3 separate regions of the Homo sapiens genome follow, and regions 1 and 3 are each linked to region 2. Evidence: chromatin loops called from intact Hi-C (ENCODE). Cell type or tissue: endothelial cell of umbilical vein. All regions are shown on one strand.

What was found. Hi-C counts contacts between places; a loop is a spot of excess contacts. Peaks named below come from ENCODE experiments on the same cell type or tissue, not always from the same donor. Only the 100,000 strongest peaks of a DNase experiment are listed, where the experiment ranks them.
Region 1: a loop joins it to region 2, with 3 times the contacts of the local background. A loop is called at or near these places in 2 of 110 quality-filtered maps.
Region 3: a loop joins it to region 2, with 16 times the contacts of the local background. A loop is called at or near these places in 73 of 110 quality-filtered maps.

Annotation. Positions count from the first base shown.
Region 1 is chr9:5,795,608-5,803,607 of GRCh38, forward strand. It overlaps ERMP1 (endoplasmic reticulum metallopeptidase 1), which reads right to left. Exons shown (of 15, transcript NM_024896.3): 11 at 5,569-5,721; 12 at 3,199-3,401; 13 at 2,210-2,325. Among named protein-coding and RNA genes, the nearest start is that of ERMP1, 34 kb to the right of the region's middle. In endothelial cell of umbilical vein, a CTCF peak has its summit at 3,794 (motif pointing right); a DNase peak (open chromatin) is centred at 3,844.
Region 2 is chr9:6,192,529-6,200,528 of GRCh38, forward strand. It overlaps the pseudogene GTF3AP1. Among named protein-coding and RNA genes, the nearest start is that of IL33, 19 kb to the right of the region's middle. In endothelial cell of umbilical vein, a CTCF peak has its summit at 4,975 (motif pointing right); DNase peaks (open chromatin) are centred at 5,003, 5,253 and 5,953; H3K27ac peaks cover 584 bases.
Region 3 is chr9:6,302,753-6,310,752 of GRCh38, forward strand. All of the region lies in intron 1 of LOC107987046 (a long non-coding RNA gene), which reads right to left. Among named protein-coding and RNA genes, the nearest start is that of TPD52L3, 22 kb to the right of the region's middle. In endothelial cell of umbilical vein, a CTCF peak has its summit at 3,415 (motif pointing left); a DNase peak (open chromatin) is centred at 3,379; H3K27me3 peaks cover 223 bases.

The DNA of each region.
Region 1 (8,000 bases), 400 kb before region 2:
TCTCTACTAAAATTACAAAAATTAGCCAGGTGTGGTGGCGGGTGCCTGTATTCCCAGCTACTTGGGAGGCTGAGGCGGGAGAATCACTTGAACCCAGGAGGCAGAGGTTGCCGTGAGCCGAGATCGTACCACTGCACTCCAGCCTAGGTGACAGAGTGAGACTGTCTCAAAAAAGAAAAAGAAAAAGAAAAGAAAATCTTCTTAAAGAATAAACCAAACAAAAACAAAAACAAAAACAAAAACAAATCTCCTAGATCTAATAAGTGATTATAGCAAGGCTGCAGGATATGAGGGTAATAATCTGAAACTCAGTTGCTTTCCTGTAGACCATCAATGAACAATACCATTTATTAATACATTAGCACCCCCAAAAATAACTACTTAAAAATAAATCTAACAAAATATATATAAGGATTCTATAAGGAAAACTACAGAACTGATGAAAGAAATCAAACAAGATAAAAATAAATGGAGGGATATTCCAACACGGATAGGAAAAGCCATTATTGTTAAAATATCATTTCTTCCCACCTTGATCTACAGACTCAATACAATCCCAATCAGAACTCCAACAAGTTATTTTGTGAATATTGACAAACTGATTCTAAAGTTTACATGGAAAGGCAAAAGACAAAACACAATTCTGGAGAAGAAGAGTTGGAAGACTGATACTACCCAACTTCAAAACTTAACTATATAATTACAGTGATCATGACAGTTGTGGTATGGGCAAAAGAACAGAGAAATCAGTCAATGGAAAGAACAGTTTGGCAGTTTCTTACAAAGCTAAACATAGGCTTACCATATATAATATCCAGCAATCACACTCCTAAGCATTTACCCAAATGAGTTCAAAAACCTGCCCAGGAATCTTTATAGCAGCCTTATTCAAATATGGATAACTGCTGTACATCTACACAACGGACTATTCAGCAATAAAAAGAAATGGCCTATCAAGTCACAAAAAGATATGGAGGATCCCTTAAATGCATACTTCTAAGTGAAAGAAGTCAGTCGAAAAAGGCTACATACTCTGTGCTTCCAGCTATATGATACCTGGAAAAGGCAAAGCTACAGAGATAATAAAAAGACCAATGGTTGCTAAGGAGAGTGGGAAGAAAAGAGAGATAAATAGGTGAAGCACAGGGCATTTCTAGATGGTAAATCTATTCTGTATGATACTGTAATGGTAGATACATGGCATCACACATTTTTCAATACCCATAGAACTACACAACACGAAGAATGAACCCGAGTGGGAACAACAGGCTTCGATTAATAATAATATATCAGTGTTAAAACTGGTGCATCAGTTTTAACAAATGCACCATACTAATGCAAGACATTAATAGAGGAAAATCGGGGGGCAGGATATGAGAACTCTATAATTTCTACTTAATTTTTCTGTAAACTTAACATTGCTCCAAAAAATAAAAATAATTTTTATTTTTGAGACAGGGTCTTGCTCTGTCACCCAGGTTGGAATGCAGTGGTGCTATCAGCCTTGACCTCCTGGGCTCAAGTGATTCTCCCAGCTCAGCCTCTCAAGTTCTCAAGTAGCTAAGACTACAGGCATGCACCAACATGCCCAGCTAATTTTTTTTTTTTTAATTTTGTAGAGACGGGATGTCACTATGTTGCCCTGGCTGGTCTTGAACTCCTGGGCTCAAGCAATCCTCCTACCTCAGCCTCCTGAGTAGCAAGCATAAGCCACCATGCCTGGCCTATTAAATTTTTGTTAAGAAGTCATAACCAGCTTTGGCCGGGCGTGGTGGCTCATACCTGTAATCCCAGCACTTTGGGAGGCCGAGGCAGGCAGACCATGAGGTCAGGAGTTCAAGACCAGCCTGACCAACATGGTGAAACCCTGTCTCTACTAAAAATACAAAAATTAGCCAGGCATGGTGGCACACACCTGTAATCCCAAATACTCAGGAGGCTGAGGCAGGAGAATCACTTGAACCCAGGAGGCGGAGGTTGCAGTGAGCCGAGATCGTACCACTGCACTCTAGCCTGGGCGACAGAGCGAGACTCCATCTCAAAAAAAAAAAAAAAAGAAGTCATAACCAGCTTCAATTGATTTTAGAAACATCACAGGCTCTTCCTAAGTTGCTGGTTCCTGTGATATATCTGAGGGAAAAACATACATGCCACTTATTAACAAGTTTAAGAAATAAAGGAGGGGAGAAAAAACTATTATATGACTTACCTGTTGCTTCAAAAGTCAATTTTATAGAATCCCAAGGTGTCTGTTCTTTGGATATGAGTCGGAAATGAGGAGGATTTCTTGGAGAAACTTCTGGGGCAGGAAGATACCAGTTTTTCCTATTTAGAAAGGAAGCTTCAGTTTTAGGGTGCTTTATTATTTGATGGCTATCTGTAACTCACAGAACTGTTCAGCATATATGAACACATTTTTGGGTATGAAAATAAACTGACAGACATGATAAGCAATGCCAACTCCAACAAATTTAGGTTATTTTGTAATAAAACCTTCCCAATGTTAAGAACAAAGGAGTAACCTAGGTGATCTTGATTCCACCACCCATCCTATTTCTTCTCATCCAGTCCTTCACTGCCAAGCTATAAAATCTTCCCAGAGAAAACAATTTTTTTTTTTCTTTGAGAGACAGAGTTTTGCTGTTGTTGCCCAGGCTGGAGTGAAATGGCGCGATATCGGCTCACCGCAACCTCCACCTCCCGGGTTCAAGCAATTCCCCTGCCTCAGCCTCCCGAGTACCTGGGATTACAGGCATGCACCACCATGCCCGGCTAATTTTATATTTTTAGTAGAGACACGGTTTCTCCAGGTTTGTCAGGCTGGTCTCGAACTCCCGACCTCAGGTGATCCACCCGCCTCGGCCTCCCAAAGTGCTGGGATTACAGGCATGAGCCACCGTGCCCGGCCACAATTTTTGAGATAGATGCTTATTGGCTATTATATTAGTTAGAAGGGCCACCTTTTCTAACCACTCAGGTTTCTAGAGAAAAGATTTTTAAAATTTGAAAAAACAAAACTACTCTTCTGAGTGCTTTATTCCACTAAAAAAAAAAAAAAAGTTTCATAATGATAGAAAAAATAGTACAAACACCACTGAACTTGTATATTAAAGGATGGCAGTTTAAATGATAAGAGTACTGATATGGTGACAAGACTTGAGAACAAACTAACCTTAAGCAGAAAAATAATGAACCAACCTGATCAGAAAGTGCACTGGAAGATACCAAGGAAAACCACAAAGAGGTGCATTCTCCTCACAGTGAGCTCGGATACTATCATTGATCTCAGGAATGTGAGGGGTTATGTGAGAAATTCCAGTATAATCAAACCCATTGATCCATATTCCAGAGTCCCGTTTAACTGCATTTCCTTCCAAGTCATGGAATGTTCTAGTCATATGCTGAAAAAAAAAGACTAGTGAAAAAACTGTTTCAACTAGTACACCCACATTCCCACCCCAGATTACAAAAATGGAGTATGACAATACCAAGAAATGATGTGGATATGGAGCAAGTGAATAAGACACTGAGAGTTTCTAAGGTACTGCTAGCGTTCTTTATTTTAAACTGGAAAATAGATATATAGATTATTGTTTTATTGTATCTTCCAAATATATTTAGGATTCCTATAAAATGTTTTTGAAACTTACTATTTCAGACTTAAAAGACGTTAATGTTAGAGCTGCTTTTAGATAAGGATTTAAAACAAATACATCCTAAGCACATATATACATACACACTCATTTCCCTATTAGTGTTTTATGAAGCTAATTCATGTGCAGAGAAAAGTGGGAATTGCAGCTCACCACTAGATGACAGCCTTGTGCCTAACAGAATTCTATGAAAAGGCACCGTGCTCCATTTGAAATAACTTTATTCACGGCAGAAACCAGCCTGAAGAATACCAATCAGGAAAAAAACAAACAAAAAAAAACACTGCATAGGGCAGGAGCCGGCAAACTGCAGCCAACAGGGCAAACTGTCCACTGACTGTTTTTATATACGAACCATTATTTGAACATGGCCACACTCATTTGTTTGGGTATACTCTGTTGCTGCTTTCGCTCTGTTTCACTGCAACAGACTGTATTGCTGACAAAGCCCAAAATATTATCTTGTCCTTTACAGGAAAAGTTTGCCAACTTCTGGCACAGTGGAAGAGAACCCCCAAACAAATCAGAAAATGACTTTTTAAAAATAAAAATCCTGCTTTTCCTAAGTATTACTGACATAATTATAAAACTTAATACATCATGAAAAACACACTGAACCTCCTAAAAAAAAATCCGTTCTTCACTAAAGGTTTTACAAATTGTAAAATCTCACATAAAATTTATCACAGTGTCCTTCAGGACTATAACAAGGAATTGTTATTTGGCCCCTTTTCAAAACCTCCTAAGTGTTTTTAATTTTTTAAGTCCTTGAATAATTATCTAGGTATAATTCCTCTGGCATTTCTGTTTGGCTAGATTAGGTTAGATGTGACTCTTGCCCTTAAGGGTATATGTTATCTTGAAGCAGGATCTTTCACTTACAGAGTATAAAATACAAATAAGAATTATGCAAAATATACAATATGTTAGTATGTGTTCACAAACATGAGAAAGGGATGGGTATAAGGCATAAGATAATTTGTGTAGTATGAGAACTTTTAAAAACAATTTAGAAAAACTAACAATTTAGCCATCTCTAACAGAGATGACTAGAATTGAGGCTTACTGCTTTATAGTACCAGGTCTAAAAAATTTGAAGAAAAAGTTGAGATCTAAAATAAGTCCTCAAACTGGCCAGGTGTGGTGGCTCACACCTGTAATCCCAAGCACTTTGGGAGGCCGAGGTGGGTGGATCACCTGAGGTCAGGAATTCAAGAACAGCCTGGCCAACGTAGTGAAACCCTGTCTCCACTAAAAATACAAAAATTAGCCAGGCGTGGTGGCGAGCGCCTGTAATACCAGCTACTTGGGAGTCTGAGGCAGGAGAATCACTTGAACCGAGGGGGCAGAGGTTGCAGTGAGCCAAGATCGTTCCACTGCACTCCAGCCTGGGCAACAGACCAAGACTCCATTTTAAAAAAAGAGAAAAGAAAGTAAGTCCTAAAACTCACTTTATTAAACCCTTTCTAAGTTATAGTTTCACTATCACATATCACTTTGAATGTTACTTAAGATTAATTTTACTAGCACTTCTAAACATCAATTTTATTTTGCCAGTTGACAGTTTAGATTTTACTCAGCCTGTATACATTTTTACAATCTATATTTCTAAAAACTCATTATTCCATAATAAATATTTGCTCCTGTTTTTCCAAATAGATGCAGTTTTATAATTTGAATAGTAATAAAAACAAGCAAACATTTCCAATTCAGTCTCCTGGGAGATATATGTCTAGCTGATAAGAATGCCTCTTGACAGTCAGTCTTCTCCTCACTGCCTTACACACAAAAAAGGTGAGTATGACTAAATAGGTCAACAGCAGAAAAGTCAGCTGCGCTTGCTATTCACTACTGAAGCTCAAAACACACAGGGCTTCCTTTCCAGATCTCAAATACCTCATGCAAAACTGCTCACCTGAAGAAACACTCTCTTTGGCTTCGGATTAGCAGGATTGGAGCTATATGGAAAAAATGTTCCACTGCAAACAAGGAGGAATGTAATTGCACATACCAAAGTTAAAGTTAGCATGGTTTTTTTTGTGCTCTTGGCAAGGTAGATGAAGTTAATCTGAAACACAAACCACAAACACAGAAATATTACAAATTCATTCTAGTGGTGGAAAGGTGTTTTTAACTAACTTTATTTTTAACAGTATTACCTAACAGCCCCTGAAGAAAATTTATCAGCAGGTGCTAGCATACTCTAACATCTAGTAAACAAAGCACTAACTCTAGGAGATTTCCATTGCAGGTGAGAACCTAGAAAATGACAGATGCCTCCAATCTGCCATGATGGTGCCACCTTTTTGGCATGCAGCCAAAAACCAAGAGGGAAAAAGGAAACTCAGGACTGTCGCTGTCCTTAATGTGCGAAAAGAACAGAAATGTAGATGTAATGGATTATTCATTAAATAACCAGAGATAAGCTTTAAGCTTAGGCAGATCTGTTTGGACAAAACTCAAATTCCACTCATAATGCTTTAAAATATGTCAAAATACTAAATTCATCTCAACTGGCATAGAGATGTACCTTCAAGACTCTGCCAGTGGACCTGCATAAGAGGAAAAACTGCATTACAAAGTAATATTATCCCTCTAAGTGACAAATTAACCAATGCCAACACAATCAAAACAATAAATCTAGGCAGTAAATGTAAATGACTCAGTCTCAAGGTTGGCATCTAGAAAATCCTAAATATTTTCAATCGTAATGAAATCGCTGAACTAAAAACTGTAAAGGACACACACGACTCACAGAGTATGTCCACAGATCCCTTACAGGGTCTGAAGAAGCCATTTGGGGAAACTTTTATGTGAAATCTGAAATTGTTCTAAGAAGCCACATTTTAAATATTGTGAATACTGAGAGAAAGATGGACAGCGAGGGTGACACATTTTGTTTTGCTAGCTCAGCCTCAAGTCCTCAGGTACTCTGTCATATTTTTGTACTCAGTATACAAATGTGAGATGTGTGACCTAAGGCTAGTACTGTTTTGCTGCAGATGCCTCTGGATGGAATATTGGTATACTATAGACATGAAATCTAAACCCACCTCCCCTTTATGCCTTCTTCATTTTATTTCTCTACTTATTTCCATAAGTAGAAAAATAACATGAATGTGAAATTTTATTTATTTTTCTGGAGACAGAGTCTCGCTCTGTCACCCAGGCTGGAGTGCAGAGGCACGATCTCAGCTCACTGCAATCTCCAACACTCAGGTTCAAGCGATTCTTGTGCCTCAGCCTCCTGAGTAGCTGAAATTACAAGTGTGCACCACCGTGCTCAGCTAATTTCTTGTGTTTTTAGTACAGACAGGGTTTCACCATGTTGGCCAGGCTGGTCTTGAACTGCTGACCTTAAGTCATCCACCCGCCTCAGCCTCCCAAAGTGCTGGGATTACAGGCGTGAGCCACCATGCCCAGCAAGCAATCAGTTAATAGGTGTCCTTAAGTTATTCTCTGCTGGACCTTCATGGTTATACGTATACTGATTGAATGACAGGGGAAATGGGGACTGCTGATACAAGTGGGGTCAGGAGGAGAAGACTCAGAAACAGCTCAGTTATCAGCACACAATGGACATTTCAGAGTCCCTTTTCATGCTTCTCTTCATTTTATTTTGCACCCATCTCAGAACCTAGAGTGACACAGGATGCAATATTTCAGGAAGGCCGAGGCACGAGAATTGCTTGAACCCAGGAGGCGGTGGTTGCAGGGAGCCGAGATTACACCACTGCACTCCAGCCTGAGTGACAGAGCGAGACTCTGTCTCAAAAACAAACAAACAAACAAACAAACAAAAAACCGTGATTGCTTGACAAGACTTTAATTGCTTTCTAGCAGATGTATTTAATAAATCCCCAAGGACTGAAGGGAAAGCTGTCTGAAATATGCATTGTGGTTCAATTCTCCATTACCCAAAGAAAACAGTCTTACTCTATTAATAAGCCACTATCATTAACACTGCTACACATAAGTAAGAAAATAATTAAAAGAGTGATAACTCATGGCATCAAAGTGCGGCAGGGCTATTTCACATTATAATGAAAAATAAGTGAGCTTTCTAAAGTATTCCAAGAGGCAGTCTTCTCTCCAAAAGCTTTCCCAATAAAATATAATTTAGATGATAAGACACTTTAATCCTCTTTCTTCTGGTTTCCAAGATTTCCATGCTTTGGGGACATTTTCCATTTCCACAATGAACATCTCCAGGGTTCATTTTGCCCCCTTTCATATTATCAGTGGAACAGAATTTAAATGTCCCCTATCTGAGTCATCTTTTATGGACATCCATAGCTCCCATTCATGACTATAATTTAACAAATAAACGGGGGTGTGGGGGCATTC
Region 2 (8,000 bases):
AAAGTGAAGAAGAAACTCCCAGAAAGGAGAGAGCCAAACAATGGGTCTCATATTCTAGGTACAAAATTTTCCCAAATCTCTGAGTGATCCTTGAACATGACTATTGGGGAAAGACTCAAAGCAAATTAGTTAAAGTTAAAGGAATTGAAGTAAAATTTCAGCTACACTCATCACAGTGGAAATACAGTGTTACAGTTTCATTCTATAAAAGTTAAATATATGCTTAAAATCAGTACTATTCAGAGGAACATTCAGATTCCGGAATTTTTACAACACATCATTCACAATATTGAGGATGCAATCCAAAATTATGCAACATTCAGGCCGGATGCAGTGCCTCACACCTGTAATCCCAGCACTTTAGAGGGCTAAGGCAGGCAGATCACCTGAGGTCAGGACTTCAAGACCAACCTGCCCAACACAGTGAAACCTCATCTCTACAAAAATACAAAAATTAGCTGGGCATGATGGTGGGTTCCTGTAATCCCAGCTATTCAGGAGGCTGAGGCGGGAGAATCATTTGAACCTGGGAGGCGGAGGTTGCAGTGAGCTGAGATTGCATTATTGCACTCCAGCCTGGGCAACACAGCGAGACTCCATCTCAAAAAAAAAATTATACAACATTCAAAGAAGCAGGAAAACATGACCAATTCATAGGAGAAAGATTAATAGAAAACAAGCTAGGATGACCCAGATGTTGGCCAACAATTATTTAAAACTGTATATTAAAATGATGCTCAGTAGTAAAAAGGAAAATATGCTCACAGCTAATAAAAAGTGGGAAATTTCAGCAGAAGAAAAGAGATTATTTTTTTAAAGCCCAAATAGAAATTCTAGAACTGAAAAACAAAACAGCTGAAATATAAAATTAACTGGGTAAGCTTAAGAACCAAATGGAATGATGGAGGAAAGAAACAATGGACTTACAAGTCAATAGAAATTATCTGATTTGAAGAAGGCAGAGAAATAAATTTTAATTAACAGAGCCTATGGATCTGTGAGACAATTCAAAACTGAAGACCTGAAAGAAGACGAGAGAGAGAATTGAGAGGAAAATCATGGCCCAAATTCCCTAAACGTGGCATAAAACATATAGTTACAAATTTATGAAGCTTAGACAGAATTAGTAGAAAAAACACTCCTATTTACATCATAATCAAACTATGGAAGAAAAATATTTGAAGACAAAGAAAAATGACACATTGAATACAGGGAAACAATTAAAATGATGGCTGCTTTCTCATAAGAAGCAATAGAAGGGGAGTCACAAGACAGTGAAACAGAGTTCATGTCCTTTGTAGGGACATGGATGAAATTGGAAATCATCATTCTCAGTAAACTATCGCAAGAACAAAAAAACCAAACACCGCATATTCTCACTCATAGGTGGGAATTGAACAATGAGAACACATGGACACAGGAAGGGGAACATCACACTCTGGGGACTGTTGTGGGGTGGTGGGGGGGAGGGATAGCATTGGGAGATATACCTAATGCTAGATGACGAGTTAGTGGGTGCAGCGCACCAGCATGGCACATGTATACATATGTAACTAACCTGCACATTGTGCACATGTACCCTAAAACTTAAAGTATAAATAATGAAAAAAAAGAAAAGAAAAAATGTACACCAATAAATTAAATAACCTAGAAAAAATATTAAAAAGCATAATCAAACTAAAAAAATAAATAAATAAATAAAGTACAAGGGAAAAGCTTGTCCACTTGGAATTCTGCATTCAGCAAAAATGTCTTTCATTATTGAAGGTGAAATAAGAGTATCAGGGAAAGAAAAATAAGAGAATTTATAACCACCATATCGGTGGTGAAACCAAACAAACAAACAAACAACAAAACTGAAATAAATTCTTCTAGTCTAAAAGGAAATAAACCTTCCTATGTGCCAGGGCCCACCTTAGGCACGGAAATACAAGTTTGAGTATAATGAGGTTCACCATGGAGTTTATAGCTTATAGATGAAATGGAAACCAAACATTGTACTTCATGGCAGTACCAATGGGAGCAGGAATGCCTGGCCTCAATAACAATAGGAGCCAGAAACCACACATGTATTTACTAAAATGTCTTTCAAGAGGGCACACCTGTAAGTCTCTGCATTTTGCCACTTATACAACTTCATCTTTGAGCGCTTACATAGGGTCAGATTACCTAACAATAGCTGTAAGCCAAGACAAAATTGGAGGAGGAGAGAATTAGTAGATACCTGATACAGGATATAAGGGCTAAGCTTTAGATTTTTCTATCCTGACTCGATCCAGGGTATTTGGTTTCTATTGTTTTTCACTAAATAAAGATAGGTCTTTCAACAATCCCAGCTTCTGTGGAATTAGCTGAAAATAAACCAAGAGCTAGAGACTCAAAGTATTTACAGTAGATACATTTGAGTAGGTATATTGCTCAAGTCACACTGTAACTGCCCAGTGGGTTCATTTTGCCTGCTGCCCAGATAAACTCAATTTATTAAGACAGAGGAATTGTAATAGACAAAGAGTTTAATTCATGCACAGCCAGCTAAACAGAAGACAGAAAATTCAGAGATTGGAGTTTTTTAAGGGCAATTTGGCCGGTAGGGGGCCAGAGAATGAGGAGTGCTGAGAAGTTGGGTTGGAGATGAAATCACAGGGGGTCAAAGTGGGTTCTTCTTGCTGTCTTTGGTTTTTGGACAGGATTGCAGAACTGGTTTAGCCAGATTACTGGCCTGGATGGTGCTAGCTGGTGCATCAGAATTTTAGGGTCTGAAAAACATTTCAAGCACTAATCTTGGGTTTTACAATAGCGATGTTATCCCTAGGAGCGACTGGGGAGGTTTGGAATCATGTGGCCCCTGGCTGAGTGACTCCTAAACCAAAATTTCTAATCTTGTTGCCAATTTGTTCGTCTTACAAAGGCAATCTGGTCCCCAGGCAAGAAGGACATTCATTTCTGGAAAGGGCTGTTATCATCTTTGTTTCAAAGTTAAACTACAAACTGAAGTCCTCCCAAAAGTTAGTTTGGCCTTTGCCCAGGAATGAACAAGGGCAGTTTGGAGGTTGGAAATAAGATGGAGTCAGTTAGGTGAGATCTCTTTCACATCATAATTTTCTCACTGTTACAATTTTTGCAAAGGCAGTTTCAATACCACAGTTAGATCAACAAATATTTTGAAAATGGGAAAAAGGGCCTTTTCAAATTAATTTTTTAAAGAGATAACCCCAGAAGGTCTTGTATGGGGTGGAAAAGCAATAGGAAAATTATATAATATGATGATTCTGTGAAACTAGTGGGTCAGAAATAAGTGTTTACAGGCCAGGGCCTGGTGGCACCAGAATGAGCTCTTGGAAGTAGCTGGCTTTGTGTGTTGGGTCCATATGCTGGTGCACCCATGTGGCTGCATACCTGATCTGGGTGGGTGCCGAGGCATTGTCACCCCTGAGCATTGCCTAGGCATTTCTCGTGGCCCGCTAGAGACCAGTCCCACTCCCTTGTCCCCTCCTTCCCCTGCACTCTCTAAGAAGTTCATCTGCTCCTTCCAGGACTGTATGTAGCACCAATTACAATAAGGTCCAGATGCTTGAAGAGCACCTATGCAAGCACACGAGGAAGAGACCATTCATTTGTGACTATGAAGGGTGTGGCAAGATTTTCCTCAGGGTCTACCACCTGAGTCACAACATCCTGATTCATATGGGAGAAAAGCTGTTTATGCACTAGTGGCTGTGACAGAAAATTCAACACAAAATCAAACTTGAAGAAATATTTTGAACACAAAGATGAGATTCAGCAAACAACATATATGCAATTTTGAAGGCTGTAAAAAGATCTTTAAGGATCAGTAGCTGAAAATCCATCAGTGCCAGCATACCAATGAACCCAGAAAGGATGTGGGAAATACTGCCTGACCCAGCAGGCTGAAACGACACACGGAGGTTCAGGAGGGCTAGATGTCAAAAGAGATGTTCCTTTGTGGCAAAAACATGGGTTGAACTTCTGAAATATGTGAGGAAAAAAAACCCATATAGAGGAAATAACATGTGAATATGGCAGAAAATTTTTAAACACAAAGATTATCTTAAGCAATATATGAAAACTCTTGCTCCAGAGAGAAATATTTGCCAATGTTCAAGAGAAGGCTGTGGTAGAACCCACATGACTGTATTTAATCTACAGAGCTGTATCCTCTCTTTTCATGAGGAAAGGCACCTATTTGTGTGTGACCATCCTGGCTGTGGCAAAAGGTCTGCAATGAAAGTCTCACATAGACATACCATTGCAACAAGAAGAAAATTAAACTCAGAGTAAAACCAACTCATGAAAAACGGAGTTCGGTGGGGTGTAATGGCTCATGCCACTTTGGAAGGCTGAGGCAGGCAGATCATTGAGGTTAAGAGTTTGAGACCAGCCTGGGCAATATGGCAAAACCCCGTCTCTACTAAAAATAGAAAAATTAGCTGGGCATGGTGGCGTGCGCCTGTAGTCCCAGCTACTCGGGAGGCTGAGGCAGGAGAATTGCTTGAATCCGGGAGGCAGAGGTTGCAGTGATTCCAGTCACGCCATTGCACTCCAGCCTGGGTGATGAAGCAAGACTCCATCTCAAAAAAAATAAAATAAAAAGAAAAGTACAAAGGGAGTTTGGCCTCTGGTCTCAGTGGATATACCCCTTCTGAAAGGAAACAAAAATAAGGTTTACCTTTGTCTAAAAATAGAAAGACACTGAACTGTACTAGAGACGTGGTGCAATAACTTAAACCTCAACTAAATATCACATTACTTTGTTTAAAGGACTACAAACCAGTGAGCTTTCTTTCTTTCAGAGGCGTATTTTTTAATTAAAATCACTGATGCAGAACAACAATGTGTTTTCCATGTGCACTTGGTCAACACCTATATCTTTACTGTGTCTCCTATGAGCAGGTACTGGACACGGAGGATGTAAAAAAAAAAAAGAAATAAAAATGAGGCACCATCAGGGATTTCCTCCAGGAGGCAGTGTCACTCTAGAAAGACATGAGTGACCCAGGGATTATGTCGCCAGCTTCAATTCAGTCTAGATTCCTGGCCCTCAGAGAGACATGACTGCTGAGGGCAGTAGCCTAAAAAAGGAAACCCCTGGCCTTTTGGCTGGATGCCTCTGTGCACCCCTCCAGGCCCACTCTCCACCTCCCACAACCCTGCTTTATGACCACAGAGGCTGACTTTCTAGGCTGCTCCACTGGGCAAACTTTCTCTCAGTCAAGGTGGTGGGATTTAGTGAGCTTTCACTAAGTGATGCTTCATGGCCAACAACCTCAGATTATTACGATAAATATCACTTCCTATTTCACGTTACATAAGGGCTCGGGGTAGGTGGTACATCTGTGGCTGTGTGGCTCAGCTGCAGGTGTGGTGACACCACAGGTCTGTTGCATATGTCTGTCTTCTCATCCAGGGACCCCTACTGAAGGATCAATCATTCTTGGGGCATACACTGAGGTTAGAGCTTTTCTTTCCTGAGCTTCCTCCTTACCAGGATTTTGTGGTTGGCAGATTCCCTGTACTGAATCCTTAGCTGCTGCCTAACAACCCCTTCCTAGAGCTGTGTTCTCTGGGCCCAGTCTCTGCTCCTTCTTGACTCTTGGCTACAGAAAGTAGCACCATCCTTGAAAGAAATGCAACCCTGCCAGTACCGTGATCTTTGTCTGGTGAGCCTGGTGTTGGACTTCTCTGACCTGTAAGATTATACATTTGTATTAGTTTGAGCCACTAGGTTTGTGGTTATTTATTATGGAAGCAATAGAAAAGTAATAAAATCTCTCTCCTGTTTTCAGGTAGTAAAGGAAATCTTGAGCCTTGAAAAGCACACTCCTGGGATGATGAAAAGAATGCAACCACTGAGTGTGCCAAGTAGCTTAGCATCCGCTTAGCTCTTCCCGAGATTGTAAACCACTCTTCCTGATCTGAACCACTCTTCCTGAGATTGTAAACATTGCTCAAGGCTATTTACCTTAGAAATAAGGAAATTTGCAGACTCTATAAAACATCCCTTACAGTTGGTAAAACTTACTGCTGAATCAGTTAAACAATAAGGCCTTGCGTGAAAGGAAAAATAACGTGAGTTGGGGCAGCCCAAGTGGGAAATGCCTCTGCATAGGGGAGTGGCATGAGAAAACGACACTAGTGGAAAGGAGTAGGGGGTGTTCCATGGCGGGGATGAAGTTGCCCAAAGTAACCACCCTAACAATAGATGATCTGGAAGAAAGGACCATAGACTGGTACAGAAGCTGTATCCAAAGTCAGACTACAAATCCTCGACTTATCTTCTCCCACCTCATTTCTCACCACGCTCAGTCCAGCAATACTCCAAGGAAGAACACTTCTTTGGTGTAGCTCCCACATATCTTCTCTCCTGGCTTGTGATATGCACCTGTCATAACTTCCTGGGAGGGGAAGACTGAAGGCTGTTTCTCTTAGAACATGCTGTTTCTCTTAGAACATGCTGTTTCTCTTAGAATTTTCTCAGGTATGAACCAATGCAGGACATTCCTATAGATTGGTGGTTTTCAAATCTCTTCTGCAGAATCCTAGAATCTCGAGGCCTCCCGCAACTGGGATAGTTTAAGCAATAGTGATCTTATTCCCCTTACTTCTCCTTTGACTACAGGAGCTCTGCATCTATATGTTGACATGTATGAATTCTGTGTTGAGATTTTATTTGATGTAAGTTTGTGCTTTTAAGAAAAATCTGAAAACTACTGAGCAAAATCAAGTGTAGTAGTGCATGGAGAGAATATTTTCTGTCCCAGACTTGCCTGAGAGCTCACTGTAGAAAAGATTGGGCATTTGATGCCAAGTATAGTAGTCCCCCTTATCCATGGGGGTTACATTCCAAGACCCCCAGTGGATGCCTGAAACCATGGATAGTACCAAACCCTCTATATTATACTGTTTCCCCCCATACATACATACCTTTGATAAAGTTTAGTTTATAAATTAGGCACAGTAAGAGATTAATAATAACTAATAAAATAGAATAGTTATAACAAAATACTGTAATCAAATTTATATGAATGTGGTCTCTCTCTCATTCTCAAAATACTGTAATATTTTCAGACCACTGTTAACTGCAGAAAGTGAAACTGCAAATAAGCAGGGAGTACTGTACCTGCTATTTCTCAATTAGTGCAGCTTATGGATTACTTTTCTAGGCACCAGGGATGGAAACAGAGAGGGAACTTGGCCTCTGTGATTTCCACAAAACAAACAAAAACGAGGCTTATTGGTGTATAGCAGACTAGACAGTTCTAAATCCTGGCACCATTCAATTGACAGGCAGCACTTTCCTTTCTAGCTACATCTCTTATCAAAGAAAGAATGAACTAGCAAACAGGTTGAGAGTAAAATCAAACATTGGCTTGATGATCTCCCAGGAAGGGCAGTTGTCTGCTGCCCAGCACTTCTCTTCACCCATAAATCCACAATACAGCGCGTTGGGATCTGTCCAGTGATCACTGAACAAGGGGCATGAGGAGCACAGGTAGACTACATTTTCCAGAGATTTTCATGTTTATATACTGGATGCTAATGAGCAAACCTCTAATGGAGGACCCACTGATTATTTTTCTAAAGGGTTAAATACGTGTTCTAAAAAAAAAAGTGTTAAGTAAAATTTTTCAGAATTGGCTGTGGAGCACGTAACTCACTCTTCATACCATGTGGGGATGGTAGGCATTCTAGAATGTCTTCCTTCTATCCCTCAGCTCCTCTCTCTCTCCCCCTTCTTCTCAATCCCATCATCTTCCCCTCACAGAACTCTCACTATGTATCACTTCCTGGTGTCCCTGTTCCCTTCCTCAAGACATACCATCCTTACCTCTCCACAATACAATGTAGATTTCAGCCCTAAGTCATCCAGAATCTTGCAACCTGTCGTCACCTGAGACTTCGTATGCCTGTCACTAGGGGATCTGCTCTGGCTTCCGCTCAGTGTCCTCCACGAGGAAACTCTGGTCCCTTTCAAAGGGGGA
Region 3 (8,000 bases), 110 kb after region 2:
TAATTTTTGCCAGTCTCATGGGTGGGGTAACATGGTATTATGTTATGGTTTTAATTTGCATTTCCTTAATTACTAATGAGGTAGAATATTTTAATAGGTTAATTGGCTATTCTGCTTTCCTCTACTATGAAATGCCTATTCAAGGTTTTGCCCATTTTCTATTGACTCTTAGAAAAAGATATATAAAAGTTATGTGTATATCCTGGGTACTGACCTTTTGTCAGTTACATCAACTGTAAATGTCTTTTCCCAGTTTGTGCCTGTGTTTTCATTCTCTTTGCTGTATTTTGGTAAATAAAAATTCTTAATAGAGTTGAATTTATGAATCTTTTCCTTTATGGTTTGTCCTTTTTTCTCTTATTTAAGAAATTCTCTCCTACTTCAAGTCATTAAGACATTTTTCTATATCATTGCTAACAATTTCATAATTTTGTCTTTCACATTTAAATCTTAATGTACCTACAAGGGGTGCAGTGGCTCACGTCTGTAATACCATCACTTCAGGAGGCTGAGGCAGGTGGATCACTTGAGGTCAGGAGTTTGAGACCAGCCTGGCCAACATGGTGAAACCCCATCTCTACTAAAAATACAAAAGTTAGCCAGGCGTGGTGGCAGGTGCCTGTAATTCCAGCTACTCGGGAGGCTGAGGCAGGAGAATCGCTTGAACCCAGGAGGCAGAGGTTACAGTGAGCTGAGAGTGCGCCACTTCACTCTAGCCTGGGCAACAGAACAAGACTCAGTCTCAAAAAATGTTTTTTAATTAAAAAAATAAATCAATGCACCTAGAATTCATTTTTATCACATGGATGGATAGTCAACTTCCTTGGCATCATTTATTCAAACATCTACTCTTTCTCCACTGATTTGCTTTAAGTTTCCATATATGCAAAGATCTATTTCTTACTCTCTATTCTATTCCATTAATCTATTTGTCTATCTTTGAACACGTAGCTTTATAAATCCTAATACCCAGGATTCCAGTATAGCAAGCCTCCCAACCTGTATTTCTTCAAAAATGGCTTGTCCATTCTTGATATTTTGCATTTACATATGAATTTTAAAATTAGCTCTTAGGGCTTAAATACACAATTGAGACTTTGATCAGAATTGCATTGAATTTCATGCTCCTGTGACACTAGCATGAGTCCTTCCCCCAGTTCTACAATTAAGACTCCTAACAATTCATTTATCCAGCCAAAAAAATACTTACAAGAGCCTAGGATATGGCAAAAATTATAGTGAACAACATGGATACAACGGTGCAGAAAACAGAATTAGTCCCTGCATTTGTCAAGGCTTCAGAGAAGTGGAAGTTGTGGGAGAGGGACAGAGGGAAGAATAGTAGTGTACTAATTATTTTTCCATTTGTTTTCATTCCATTTTTCATTTGTAAGGTAGGTTAATCATTTTGAAGTCCCCTAGCTTACCTAACCTTTTACTTTGTGTACTAGTCAGGGGTCTCCAGAGAAACAGAACCAACAAGATGTGATAGAGAGAAAGGGAGGGTTATTTTAAGAAATTGGCTCATGTGATTATGGAGGCTTAGTGAGTCCAAAATTGGATGAGATAGACTAGCAGGCTGGAGACTTAGGTAAGAATTGCAATTAGAGACCAAAGGCAGTCTGCTGGCAGAGTTCCTTCTTGCTCAATCAGTCTTTGTTCTATTAGAGCCTTCAACTGATTGGATGAGGCCCACCCCCATTATGGAGGGCAATTTGCTTAACTCAAACTCCACCAATTTAAATGTTAATCTTATTGAAAAACACCCTCACAGAAACATCTAGAATAATATTTGACCAAATATCTGGGCTTTGTGGCCCAGCCAAATTGACACATAAATTTAACCATCTTTTTTTTTTTTTTTTTTAGACAAAGTCTTGCTCTGTTCCTAGCCTGGAGAGCAGTAGCACACTCATGACTCACTGCAGCCTTGACCTCCCAGGCTCAAGCAATCCTCCCTCCTCAGTCTCCCTAGTAGCTGGGACTACAGACATGCACCACCATGCCTGGCTAATTTTTGTATTTTTTGTAGAGACAGGGTTTCACTATGTTGCCGAGGCTGGTCTTGAACTCCTGAGCTCAAGGGATCCACCTGCCTTGGCTTCCCAAAGTGCTGGGATTACAGGCATGAGCCACTGCGCCTGGCCAAACTATCACATGTTTTATCCTTTCCTCTTTCCTATGTCCTTGAATCCACTTTTCTTTCTTGTACAAAAGGAGAACTTGAGTAGGAGGAGGGAAAAAGGGATAAAAGGAGTATGTGTCAAGGACAACCCATCTGACTCCTTCTTTTTCTTCAGGTTTAAGCTGTGAAGAAGGGTTCAACTCTTCAGCCTACCTGACTGACGCTGAAGCCCCTGCAAGTAGCATTGTGTTCATATTCGCCTCCCTCAAAAGCTCCTAGTACATGCATAGTTTATGCTGCCAACCTTGCTATAACTAAAGAAAACAAATCTTATAAAGTAGAGTGTTTCTTAGGAGATGATAAATATAAAGTTGTTTGGAGTTTTTGTTTGCTTATTTCAAATCTGAAAGGGCCCACATAGATTTTCTATACTAAAAGAAATTTAGTTTTCAACCTGGAATAATAGAAATAATAGAAACTAATTATTTAAAGTCGTATAAAATCAGAATCTGGAAAAGAAAAATTTGTTGAACACAAAACAAGAGGGCTCTTTGGGGGATATTGGGAACATATGTGTTTGTTTGTTTTTATTTTTATTTATTTAGTTATTTTTTATTTTGAGACAGAGTCTTGCTCTGTCACCCAGGCTGGAGTGCAGTGGTGCAATCTTGGCTCACTGCAACCTCCGCCTCCTGGGTTAAAGAGATTCTCCTGCCTCAGCCTCCCAAGTAGCTAGGATTACAGGCACTTGCCACCATGCCCAGCTCATTTTTGTATTTTTAGTAGAGACAGGGTTTCATCATGTTGGCCAGGCTAGTCTCAAACTCCTGACCTCAGGTGACCCACCTGTCTTGGCCTCCCAAAGTGCTGGGATTACAAGTGTGAGCCACTGCACCCAGCCTGTTTGTTTTTAATTTTTTGTAGAGACAGGGATCTCCCTATTCTTGCCCAAGTTGGTCTTGAGCTCCTGGACTCAAGTGATCCTCCTGCCTCGGCCTCTTAAAGTGCTGGGATTACAGGTGTGAGCCACTGCACTAAGACTTAAGTTTGTTTTTCTAAATCTCTCTTTCACACAAATGAAAAAAAGATATACCAAATAACAAAATGTATCCTGCTTGTAAAATAATGTAAAACAGTTTCTTCAAGATGGGCATAAAGCTCAACTTATACATAGAGAATAGCAGTCTACAGCATTATAAGATAAATGTGCAATACACAAACCAGAATTCACCTTGGCTCAATTGAACAGTCCACCATCAGAAGAGTTTACACTACCATCTAGTGGTTCATTTAGTGAAAAGACATTTGTACTCTTCAAAATGTTTCAGCTAGATAGGCAATCTAGTAGATACAAATAAACCACTTTGTCCTGAGAAAAAACAGGCTAAGATCAACAAAACAAACACTTAGATATATGGTAGACCATGGTGGACAGGCTATTGGACTAAAAGCCTCAGATGTGACTTCTAGCTCTGAGATCTACTATTCACAGCTGTGTGACTTTTGGACACGTCATTTTACCTCTCGAAGCTTGTTTCTTATTTGTTAAATGAAGTGACTGCACTAGACTGGTGTTTCTGAAGTAGTAAATTATAACATACTAGCTAAAATCAATATAATAGATCATGACCAGATTTTTTTTTAATTTAAACAGAACAAAAAAATCAGAGTACATCCCTTACTATGGGTCACAGCTAAAAGAGTTGGAAAGCCTCTATGGTTCCTATCAGCTCTAAAACTCCATGTTCCTATGAATTGTGGACATCAGTTCTGCCTCAGAGTGCTGATACAGAGTTTATAGCTGCCTAATTTATAGTTACACATAACCTAGAACTGTCTGCTCACTGACCAGGGGTGATATCTTTTATTTCTCTCCTATAACTCAAAAAGACTCCAATCAAAATAGATGGAAATATTTTCCTGGCTGTGATTATATGTTTTTTCTTTTCCTACAGAGACTACCACCAGTCTTTCTAATGCAATGTTTCTCAAATCATGGTCCAGGGACCAACTGCCTCAGATTCACTTGGGGTGCTTCTTTAAAATACATATCCTTGCCTCCCCTCTCCCACTACCAGACCTATCAAATTAGGATCTCTAAGCACACAGCCTAGTGATCTGCACTGTTTTCAAGTACCCTAGCTGATTCTTATGTACCCAAAACCTTGTGAAATTTGAGTTTGAGCTCTTGGCAGGTAATATTGTTGATCCATCTCCATCTTAACATCCTCTCTGCTATCTCTGTCCTTTCTCTACTCTTTACTTCTAAAAGAATATACTTGCACGTTGCTAGCTCAGAAGAACAGATCTCTAGTATCTAAGGGAGAATTACGCCAGCTGAAGTGCCAGTAATTTCCAGGTCTAAGATCTACAGCAGCTAATATATTATCTGAAATAAAATATGATTTTTAACACATTAAGCTATACTGAACAGACAGCAGGTAGCCATTGTTCCTTTCCACATAATCATGCTTGATACTTATAAACAAAGCCCAAATACTTTTTCTCCCAAATTTCTTAATACTTTTGAGTATTTGTGGTCTTTATCCTTGCTACTCAAAGTGTAGTCCATATACCAGCAGCAGCAGCATTGCCTGGGAGATTGTTAGAAATAGACTCTCAAATTCTACCCCAGAATTGGAATCATCTGCATTTCAACAAAATTCTCACAGGTGAGTTGTATGTACTTTAAACTTTAAGAAGCACTGCTCTATAAATAGTGGGCATGAAATAGTCAATCAGTAAATGCAAAGCAGCTGCAGCCAGGATTTCTTTCTTTTTCTTAAAAAAAAAAAAAAGAAAGAAAAAGCCTGTTGTCCAGGCTGGAATGGAGTGGTGCAATCCTGGCTCACTGCAATCTTGACCTCCCAAGTTCAAGCAATCCTCCCTCAGCCTTCCAAAGTGCTGGGAGTACAGGTGTGAGCCACTACGCCTACTCAATAGTCTTTTAAAACCTGGAATCTGTTCTCTTTCTTTTCAAGAAAGTAAGGGCCCTAACACCCCTTCTGCCTATGTAGGAAAGCTAAGAGCAAACCACAGGAGGGGAAGTCAAGAGGGGGAGGGAGAAGACCACAAATCTCCATATAGTTGTTGAAGGTTCTGAATTAAATGAAGTGATTGCAGGTGGAGATACAGAAATGGTTGTTATCACTATGAAGTCCCTGATATAAGAAAACAAGCAAGTCAACCCTAAAATAAACAGAGACATAAAAAGACCAACTTAAATCTGGTAGCATGCTAAAACAAGACTATAGTAATGCTTCTCTAACTTGGCAATTGCAGCAAAGATTCCATTAGCTACCTACAGTCACCAAGGCAGATATTATTGTTTCCTGAATGTTCACCTGTTACATAACTTCTGTCACTGATGTCACAGTATTTCAGGGAAACTAAGTCTGTTTGGGGGAAACTGCCTGGACAGAAATAACACAATTTTAAGATTTGAGGCCTAAGGGGTTGATGTTTTTGGTGCTAATGGAAATTGAAAATAAAACTGTTCGAAACCATCCTGGCCAACATGGCAAAACCCCATCTGTACTAAAAATACAAAATTAGCCTGGCTGGTGGCGCATGCCTGTAATCCCAGCTACTTGGGAAGCTGAGGCAGGAGAATCACTTGAACCTGGGAGGCGGAGGTTGCAGTGAGCCAAAATCGTGCCATTGCACTCCTTCCTGGGCAACAAGAGCGAAACTCTGTCTAAAAAAAAAAGATAAAACCGTAATTGTAATATCCTTGACATTAGAGGTAACTTCTTTCTTAAATGAGGATGAATAGAGAAACCAAATATCAATATCAATAAATGCCCAGTAAGATCAAATATTCCATCTGGCTCTTGGAACAAAGGAATCTCCTTCCTGTTATTGGGGGGTATCTCTCCTATGCTGACATCTCCTGCCCTGCTTAAACTAGTCTGCAGGTCTGTATCCACTTTCAGCTCTCTCTCTGGCTTGAATTTGAATTAACCTCTTTGCGAGCAGCCTAAATCTCTGTTTAACACATTCATATGTATCATGTATTCTATCAATTACATCTTCTTAAAGAAGCCTTTTCCAGAGTCTTCTGAAATGCTCCAATCTGAACTAGTTGCCTTCGATGCCTTAGTGCATTACCCTCATCCTAGAGTCTACATCATTAATCCTGGGAATTCCTTTGGTCCCATCTGTATCACCCATTTCATGTACCCTAAGTCTTCCTCTTCCTTGTTTTGGTGGAGCATATCCTCCAGTAACTTTCTGAGTATGAAAAGGTCTACATGGTAGGTAAACTATGAAATTTTGCATGTCTTAAGATGTCTTTATTCTGCCTTCACTTTTGATTGATAATTTGGCTGGGTACAAAATTCTAGGTTAAATTTTAAAGGCATTGCTCCATTGCCTCCTAGATTCTACTACTGCTTTTGAAAAATCTGAGGCCATTCTGATTCCTAGCCTGTTGTATTTGACCTTTTTAAAAAAGAAAACCTCTCTTTTTCTCTAGGAATTTATAGAATCTTCTCTTTGTCTCCTGAGTTCTGAAATTTCACAGTGATGTACCTTACAAACTTAGGTTGAAATGGATTCTTTTAGTTCCAGGGAATTTTCTTGAATTATTACACTGACAGTTTTCTCAGCTCTATTTTCCCAGTTGTTTTTGGAACCTCAAGTGTTAGACCTCCTAGAATGCCTTAATTTTTTTTCTTTTCACTCTTATATTTCATTTCCTTTACTTTTTGCTCTATCATCAGAGATGTCTTCAACTTTATTGCCTAATCCTTCCATTGAGTTTATTGCTTTTGTGATCACATGTTTAGTTTCCAAGACCTCCTTTTTATTCTGTAAATATTCTTTTATAGTGTTCTCTTTTTTCATTATTATATCTTCCCTCATGTCTCTAAGAATATTAATGATAATTTAAAATTGTTATTCTTCTCCCTACATTGTCTTTATCTTTTCCAAATTATTTTTTATGTTTGTATGTTTTGTTTTCTTTCTTTTGTATATAAAGCCTTCCTCAAATGTCTGATAATCTTTGGTTGCCTTCTCATATTTAACAGTGAGGGGCTAAAAAGCTAATTGGAAGCTCTGAGTATCTGAGTAACACTTCCCACTGTGAGCTCTGTCATTAGATATTCTACAGGGCCCTTCTAGTTGGGAACTTCCAATATCAGTAGGTGATATGCCAAAAGCTGTTTGGTAGCTAACCTGTCAGCCACTCTGCCTTCTATCTTTGCTAATAGAACACTGACTTTTTTAGATAATTTGTCCAATACAAAGTATGCAATAGTCCCAAGGAAGCAGAAGCAGCTAAACAGTGTATAATACAGCATCCAAAGGGCACAGCAAAGCTTTGCCATAGATTGGGGAAGCATCAATGCTAAAGGAATGCAATCCAGGAATGGATAGCAGAGCTGAGATGACAGGTGTAACTAAAGCCACATAGGTAGCTATATCATGACTCTAGGCTATGTCTGTCCACTTGCAGCAATACTACAGGAAGTGACTGGGGAAGAGGGGAATCAAAGGAAATAGGAGGCACCAAAAAATATCAGAGGTACAGATACTGGGGAGGAAAACTGAGGCCAAAGGCTACTCTACACATAAAGCCAAGATTGAGGGATGGAAGGGAAACCTGCAACTCAGAGATTACCTATGCAGCCTGAGCTCTTTTTGGAAAGCATGCATCAGGTTGCTGGTGTTACTGATTGGACTGCCACCATCTTCAGGACTGCCTCAGGAATTGGTGAAGGCTCGAGTCTGTAGATGGGAATCATCATCTGTAGAAAGTTGGGAAAGACATTGAGCAGAGGAAATAAGACAGTGACAGACAACATGTAGAGCTTGCTAGAAAGGGAAAATAATTCATATAAGGGCAACATAGTTGAAGCAAAAGGGAAAA